Regions from separate parts of the Homo sapiens genome. Here region 1 is linked to region 2. Evidence: read pairs that join two places in POLR2A ChIA-PET (ENCODE). Cell type or tissue: PC-3. All regions are shown on one strand. Links, peaks and the distances in the headings refer to the core of each region. The heading gives the core; the rest is flanking DNA.

Region 1 (4,407 bases), core at 234-4,233, 110 kb after region 2:
GAAGCATCAGTGTAGCACACTGGATGAGGGGAAGGCTTTGGAGTAGTGTACCCCAATGGAGAGGAGTTATTTATTACTGACATTGTTTGGAAGTGCTGGTACATGTCCATAATGAAAAGTAGACTGGCTTTCAGTTGGTTTAAGTTCTCTACAGACATTGCAACCCCTTATTGCCTGCACCCAGGGTGAACTACTCCCATCCCCTCACATTCTGCTGCAAAAGAAGAACTATACTTTGACTAAATTCTAGGCACTATGAGCAGCATCTTGAATTCTTAATAATGATGACAAGTACCAATGAAAATATGGCTCTTATGGAACTTATGATCATAGAAATTCAGCTTGAAAACCAGCGAATTAAAGCTTTAATTCATTAAAATATTAAAACTATTGTCACCTAAACAAGCTTCATGAGAAAAAGGTAAAATATTCTGATCGATTTAATTTTTTTAATTATTTAAATGTTTGAAATTTCTGTATTAGGGTCTATGAAATGGAGGAGATGAAAACCATATAGTGCTGGTCTTGAGGGAATTTTATGAGGCCATTTTGATGAAAGAGATTATGCTTATTATGAAAGAGGCCTTACTATACCACAAAAAGATAGAGCCTTTAAGCATTTGAGAAAATCTGGAAGCTTCCTGAAGAAACACCAGTATAAAAATCTCTTAATAGTACATACATAATTTACCACCAATACAATTAGGTTTAAATCATTTCCTTTTCCATTACTTGGACTAGGTGTGTATATATGTGGCGGGAAACAGGGAGAACTAGAAATGGAGAGCACATGCATAAAAATTGACCTGATCAATTAGTAGTATATGGATATAATGAAGTAGAGAAAACTTTTTGGAGAAAGAAGCAGTTGAATTCATTGAATTATACTACAAATAAATAAAAAAGAGTGTTTTGCTCCTGAATCAAATGTCTAGTCATAAAATGAATCAAATATTAGTATTCAAAAATAAAGATACCTGTAATTGAAGTTGTACATAAAGGTCAAATTTGAAAGTTAAACATGACATTTCTCAGTACGAACTTATCTTTATCACTGCACCACTCTTTCAAGAAGCATTTATAAAAATGTGACTATTTAAACAATATGGAAAATAAATCTACTAATATCTTAACAGAATTTATGCTTCCCAGAATAGAATTCTTGTCACCATACTTTGAGATACGGAAAGACTTGCCTTGAAAAAAATTGAACTTGTGTTCCACGAATGGATGAAACAATAAGTAGCAACCAAAATCAGTAAAGGAGATTCAACTCTCAGGATAAATATATGCAAACCTAAGCAGAGAAACTTTACTAAAATAGAAAGAGAATTTGACCAGCACTGGGGAATTTTATAGCCTGTCTCAGCATTGTCAATCACAAAGTTTGCTGTAGTACAATCTAAGTGTTTTCAGTTCTTTATGAGTCCTACAGTTGCCTATTGCAATGACGTTTAGGGTGGGGTGGGCATAGAGTAGTTTTACAGCAATAAAACCACTTGTTGAAATCTGCTCATTCCTTGCTTATTTTTTTACTGCTCTCCAACACTGACTCAAATTTACAAGCACTCACTTAGATCTCTTAAACCTGTTCAGGAAAAGATTAACTTTAAACACAGACACTGTAATATATGTGTAATACACACATCTGCTGGAAGCCATCTTTGTGCTTCTCATAGAGTTGGCAACATCCCATTTCTATCATAGGAAAGGAAACACATTTAAATGTGATAAAAATTCCTTAGGTATTTATAATATAAACTTGGAAAACGGATGTGGTGTATTACTTCTAAATAGTATTAGAATTTGTTAGAATTATGATATGTTTCCAAAAAACAGTATTTTACTTTTGTGAAGGAAAAAATAGAGATGAAATGGGTTATAGAACACTTTAATAATTAATTCTCTATGAGCATTTTACAGAAAAGACAAAAAAATCTTCCTAGCTTCAAAAAAGACCACATTTAAATCATTCAACATAGAATGAATTCTCTTCCAGAAACAGTACTTGAGCAACTAATATACATATTGCACAAAGCTGGATGCTACAAAGCAGTGCTTCCCAAACTGCACTTCTACTCCTAACAACAGAGTAGAGGGAATTACCTCCACTGAATTGGAGGGGATTATCTCCATGGAATTGGAGGGGATAGATCTACTTTCCAGAGGCAGGATAGCGTAGGTTATGCTGCAATAAGAAACATCCCCAATATTTGCATAAAATAGAAAAACTCTGCTCACTCCCACTTCATGTTCATTACAAGATGACTGGGGAATCTGTTTTATGTCACCCACACTCCAATATCCAACCTGATGGAGAATCCACTATCTGAAATATTGCAAGTCACTTTGGCAAAAAGAAGTGAGCTCTGGAAAGCCTCACACCAGCAATTAAATAATCTGCTCACAAATCATTAGCCAGAACTAGGCATGCAAGTTTAGGGGCCAAGAAGTGTAATCTATCCATGTGCCCAGAAAGAGAAGAGTGCTAGATCTCAGTAGGTGCCACATATCTACTCTAATTATTTTACCTTAAAATTATTCAGATTTTTCACTCTACTTCATACAAATCCATTATTATAAAAATAAAGTTTTAAATTACCACCAAGCAAAACTGACAAGTAAAATAAATTTTTATTCTATGTCACTAGGTACATACAGTGGTAAAATCATGAAGGACCTTTTCAGATATGCAAACAGTTTTGCACTTGATCTTGAGGGTAATAAATAGCTATTGAAGCAGCAGGAAGATCACTTGAGCCCAGGAGTTTGAGACCAGCTTGGGCAACATAGCAAGATCCTGTCTCTATTTTTTAAATTAAAAATAAAAAGAAGATTGTACAACCAGATTGGTTGGAAGTAGATGGATTTGAGAAATATTAAAGTCAAATTGAAAAAATTTGGTGATAGATTATGGAAGTTAAGAAAATGAGAATCTAGCATGTTTTCAAGTGTGCTGGTAAGCTAGGTAGATAGATGGCATAACCATTCCCTGAGAAGGGAATAAAACTGATTTAAGAAGGAGAGATGAAGAGTTCCATTTTGGGGATTACAGTTAGAGGGTAAACAGCCAGGCACAGTGGCTCATGCCTATAAATCCCAGCACTTTGGGAGGCCAAGGCAGGCGGATCACTTGACTCCAGGAGTTTGAGAGCAGCCTAGTCAACATGATGAAACCCCGTCTCTACTAAAAATACAAAAAAATGAGCCAGGCATGGTGGCAGGCACCTGTAGTCCCCACTACTTGGGAGGCTGAGGCAGGAGAATTGCTTGAACCCAGGAGGCAGAGGCTGCAGTGAGCCGAGATCACACCATTGCAATCCAGCTTGAGCAACAGAATGATACACGGTCTCAAAAAAATAAATTAATAAATAAGAAATACGTAGTAAATGTATACATGTTTAGATACCAAAAAAACCCTTGGAAAGCTGCTCTGCCCCATTATAAGTTCATACAGTTTAAGTGGGACTGACCAAACCCATCAGGCCAGCTAGAGTTACCCATCCTCCTGGTAAAGGAGTGAACATGTGCCCCAAGCTGAGTCAATCAGAGCTTTCCCTGGGATTTTTTCCCCCAAGTTCTTTTAAGAAAGAGGCTTAGACTTTTCACTACAATCCCATTTGAAGAGATGATACAAACCTATATCTCCTGGTAGCTAACATTACCACAACATGAGAAGAGGATGCCTAAGATTGAACCCACTCAGAGAAAAATAAAGACAAGATGCTTAATGACAATCTAAATTCCTGGGTTCAGCTATGTCTACCCACTTACATAAAGCAATAGATTCCTATTTTTGTTTAAGCTACACTGAATCAACATTCTGTCACTTGCAACTCAAAACAAAACAAAACAAAACAAACAAACAAAAAAACTAAACCAAAAAAAAAAAAAAAAAACGACTAAGCCTTCATGGGCTGGGAATCCCAAAAGTAGTCAGCCAGAAGTCACTTGAAGCACTTGCAGCTTTTGGAACAAACAGAGCAACTAGCAGGACTGGAAAGAGGGAATTCCACTGGGGGAATATTCAACTCAATCTTTAAGCTTTGTCTTGATTCTAAGTCTATGAAAATGTACTTAACATTCTCCTAGAAAGGTTATTTCCTCCTCCCTTCTTCTTTATGATGAAAGGACTTTAACATCACTCTTTCATTATATGTTCTCCAATTAAGGAATATTTTTATTGAGCTACTTAGTAGCTTTATCCTTGGGTTATGGGTGAACAGGGAAGAGAGTTAAGGAGATACCGTTCAGAATTGAAAGCACACTAGCGTAGCACTAATATTAAAGAACAAAAAATAACTTCAAGTTGCTTGGCAATAATTTCCTCCTCTTCTTCATAAGATGTTCTATTAGTTCCAGTTAACTTAGATAAGGTTAACCCAAGTATGGGCTGATGAATGAAAT
Region 2 (4,407 bases), core at 278-4,277:
TTTCTGGATCCCCATAGCACCTGGGACGATGCTTTGCATATGATAAAGATTCAGTTAACATCATTGATAGAATGGCTTTTAGAAGTTGTAATAATTTTCAGAAGCTTTGGTAAATAAATATCAAAATTCCCACTGCTTAGAAATAAATTTGACTCTCATCTTACTTTGAAATAACTTAGTTACCAATTATTGACTCCATTCTCTTATCTGAGCATTTATTGGGCACCTCATCACTCTCTATACTTTTTTTCCAACTACAGAACACAATATACAGAAAAGTATATAATTTCAGTCATAATTTTAAAATCTGGAGTCAGTGGCCTGAAAACTAACCTTAATTTAACCCTTACTCTCCCTTCCGACTTATACTACAGCCTTGTGCATGGCATGGTAGAGACTCCTTCCAGTTTGTTGAACTGACCTGAATTCAAATTTTTAGAGCAAGAACTTGAACTTAGACTTCAGTTACTAGTTAGGCTACCAATGTTCTTTGGTTCACGTAATTCACAATTAATATCCTTTCTTTCTCTAACGAATGAGACTAACAATGCAAGCCATCTATTTAATTTGAAAAGATGTTATGAAGATTCCATTCCAATTGCCATTAAACACTTGGGTATTCTCAGATGGTGTAATAGATGTAAGAATGTAAAGTACAATAACCACTGATTAAAAAATGGCCTCTGAGTTTACCTATCAATCAGCTATAGGAAAAAATAAAAAGAAACTTTAGTGTCAACTTTCCCATCTTAACTTTCTCAGTCTAAGCTTCATTTATATATACACCTAAAATATTTTTCTATAGATCATTTGCCTCTTTTACACTGAGGTTAAGGGCCTAGACAAGGAGAGGAAGATAAGAGCCTGCAAGAGGAAAAATATCTACAAAAATTAGTTTTTGTATGTGCAAATACAGAAATAAAGTAGAATATTAGTGTTATCTCTTTAAGGAGTTTGAAATGCTTTGTTCCTTGTGGTAAAAGTCTTTGCTAATCCTTAACTATACTTTAAAAAAAAAAAAGGTAAAAAGGAGAGCAACAGGCTAAAATTTCATAGTTCCCCTAATAAATAAAGCACTCAACTAAAGCAGAGGATGCTGACTTCTTGAATGTTTTACTTAGAAAATCCAAAACTGTCATAAAGCAGCCCCTCCATTTGTCATGAGGTATTAACGGGATACGGAGGGCAGAGCTGGGATGTCTAGGCCTACCCATGTGAGCTGGTTTTCCTGCTCACAGGGCCAGTGTGGGGTTATAAAGGAAGGGGAAAACTTATTTCTTCTCCTTATCTTATTAATATTCAACTCACAGTACAAATTCCACAGTACAACCTTTCAAAGACCCTAGTACACACAGAGAGATAAACAGAGTAATGCAAAGCTCTACGAATGATTTCCAATACATATAGTAACAGGGAATCATTTTCATACGGTAAGATTACGTGTGTCAAGGAAACGAGATGTAAAGGCAGCAGAATAAATATTAGCAATAGGAAATATGTCTAGAGGTGATATTTTCAGAATCACAGTCCAATACTTCCTCCCTAGGTCTACTGTGTCTGCCATTGAAGTTGAAGACATACAAGGAGCACTTGACAACTTGAGAACTGCGTTCAAGGAAAGTCTTTAACAATTCTCCTCCTCACCTCCACCCCTAGTCCTCACCTTCTCCATCTCGGAAATAGGAGGAGTCTGTTTCACTCATTCACAGGGCTCTCCAAAGAATTGCCCATAGTCCTTACCAACTTCAATTAAAAATGCCATATCAGTGCAAAGTGTTATCCTATTGTAATATTTGTATGACATGGCTCTTTCACTTTAGAATTAAAAAAAAATAGACTAGATGGTCCAAAGTGTATATTTGCATGCTAACTTCCACAGGAGGAAAGGCTATGTAAAAATTAGAGGAAAAACTATCTTGAAAACTAATTCAAGCATTCTTCTGTGTCATTGGGTGATCTCCATTTAATTAAAGAATTGTGATTGTAGAATGGGATGATGCAAACTCAAAATATATAAAAATGCTAGAAACACTTAGTCATCAATGATGATTCAGAATCAATGTGCAGGCTGGGCACAGTGGCTCACACCTGTAATCCCAACAATTTGGGAGAGCAAGGTGGGAGGATTGCATAAGCATAAGAGTTCAAGACCAGCCTGGGCAACATAGTTAGATCCTGTCTCTCGCTTAAAAAAAAAAAAAAAGAATCAATGTGCTATTTTATTTAGATGTTCTTGCTCAGTGAGGATTACTATACATTTTGCCTGTGATTGCCAGTTTTCATCATAAATAAAAAAAAATGTACAGCCTTGAAACCTTCATGGAAATAGTTTAATCTCTGAAAAGTCAGTAAGCACTTTGGTATCTTATAATGCTTCAATGTTCTTAGAATAAGTTATAATCATTATCTGGATTCACGGGTTTGAAAGATATCAAATAAATGACGGGAATTTCAATTACTACTGATCTAATGGTATGTCCTGGACTCTATTTTCTTTCTTTCTTTTTCATTTTTAAAATCCCTAATATTACCTTGTTTATTTCTCATTTGTTTTTAGTAAACAAAGATTGCAGAAAAATCAGAATGAAATTATATAGGTGGTTTTGGTTATTGGTATCTTGATTAACAGATGAAAGTTCCAGATTCTGAAGTAGTGGAAAAGAGGGGAAGTAGGGATTCTAGGCCTCTGTATGCTGGTAACCAGCCATGGGACCCTGAGTGATTCCCTTCAATTTCCTGAATATCAGATTCCCCATCAATTAAAGAAAAGTGTAACAAAAGTAACCTCCTAACAAATTTCACTTTATATGTTTTTTATGATACTTAGGGTGTAGGAAGACAATCATTTGTAAAAGTTTTTTTTTAAATGAAATTTGGCGGGAAGATGGATTACTTAAGGTCAGGAGCCTGGATTCTAGTTATCAATGCCACTAACCAGCTGAGAGACCGAGCCAAGTAAATACTTTCTGAAACAGGAAGAAGTATTAAATTAAATTAAGGTTTCAAAAGCTAAATGATTTCATGCAGGCCACCTATTAACATTTCTGGATCTCAATTTTCTCATCTAAAATGTTAAAGTGCTTAACTGGACAACCTTTAGAATCTTTTAGCTCAAAATTTCAGTGTTTCTGTATCATGTTACAAAAGTGGCCATTTTTATTATCTAGATTTGCTCTATCACTATGGTAGTCAAGTAGCCATTTTCCACACCAGTCATTATAAAGACTGATTAGCTGGCAGTAGATAGCTTCTGATTTATTTACCCATCGCTCATCAAAATAATTAATATCGTTCAGGTATTTATTGAGAGGGAACCAAATCTTGCTGATGAACCATTTCATTCATTTCTTTGTTCAGTAAATATTCTTCGAGTTTCTCTGCCTTCTTAAATGATAAATTGTTTTACCAAAATGTATTCGGCTTTAAAAAACAAAGACACTTACCTTCTTCGTGCTTCTTTAACTGTAAAATTGTGGCCATGGATATTTACCTCCATTACAGAAGGGCTTTGATGACTCATGATGTTTCTAAGGTGCATTGAGGTCCTTGATGGAAGGCGCTCCATCTGTTGCACAGTGTAATTAACATTATGAGTTTACCAAAAGAAACATAAGAGTCATTGTTAAAGAGCATCATGGGGGCTGGCTCGGCCTTTAGTCATAAGAAACTTCTGATGTAAAGGAAGGTAATAATTTATAATAGCTACTAAAAGTAACTTGGATATGAAAAGAGTTAGTTGTTTTTAAACTCAACACAGCCTTTTTATTAATTAAAGGAGTAGCCATGGTAATATCTTCAACATGTTTTATTTTTGAACTAATAAGAAAAACAATTAAGTGTCATGCTTTAGAGGCTTCTATGAAAGCTAAAGAAGGTAATATTCATACGAATTAGTCATGCTCTTCTTTAGAGAGTTCAGTTACTGCAGAGCTGGGAAATTCCTGGTCCTTTGGTCAACAGTAGAGAGATGCCTCCTCTACCATCTTTTGTATTTGCTTTACTCCTACAACACATGGCAGCAACGTCAGGGAAAAGGATATCTACTCCAGGGATCTAAGCCTGATTGCTTGACAAAGCCAAGTGAACGATTTTTCTATTTCAAGCATACTCTCTGAGTGTTAAAGAAAGCTCTAGGCAAGTTTCAGGGATCCGGAAATAGTTCCTTCTGATAGGTCAAACCTAACAGTATCATGCACATCTAGGTGTTTAGTAAAGATTGTTGATGATGTTGATGATGCCTAAGATGGTGTTAGTTATGGGAGCATGTGATTATTTTGATGACTTGGGAACAAGAGATAATTTTACTCTCAAATGAGCCACAGTTGACTGTTGTCGCCAATAAAAAAAGAGGAAGGATGGAGGCCATCATTCCAAGTGAAGTAACTCAGGAATGGAAAACCACTGTGT

The links. ChIA-PET counts read pairs that join two places held together with the same protein. Peaks named below come from ENCODE experiments on the same cell type or tissue, not always from the same donor. Only the 100,000 strongest peaks of a DNase experiment are listed, where the experiment ranks them.
Region 1: POLR2A ChIA-PET joins it to region 2 with 5 read pairs; 3 of 35 experiments call an interaction of 5 or more read pairs at or near these places.

The regions. Positions count from the first base shown.
Region 1 is chr13:73,304,822-73,309,228 of GRCh38, reverse strand. No RefSeq gene overlaps it. Among named protein-coding and RNA genes, the nearest start is that of KLF5, 250 kb to the right of the region's middle. In PC-3, for the core only: no CTCF peak of the experiment used is centred there; no DNase peak of the experiment used is centred there; H3K27ac peaks cover 2,514 bases.
Region 2 is chr13:73,410,776-73,415,182 of GRCh38, reverse strand. No RefSeq gene overlaps it. Among named protein-coding and RNA genes, the nearest start is that of LINC00392, 150 kb to the left of the region's middle. In PC-3, for the core only: no CTCF peak of the experiment used is centred there; a DNase peak (open chromatin) is centred at 2,082; H3K27ac peaks cover 3,022 bases.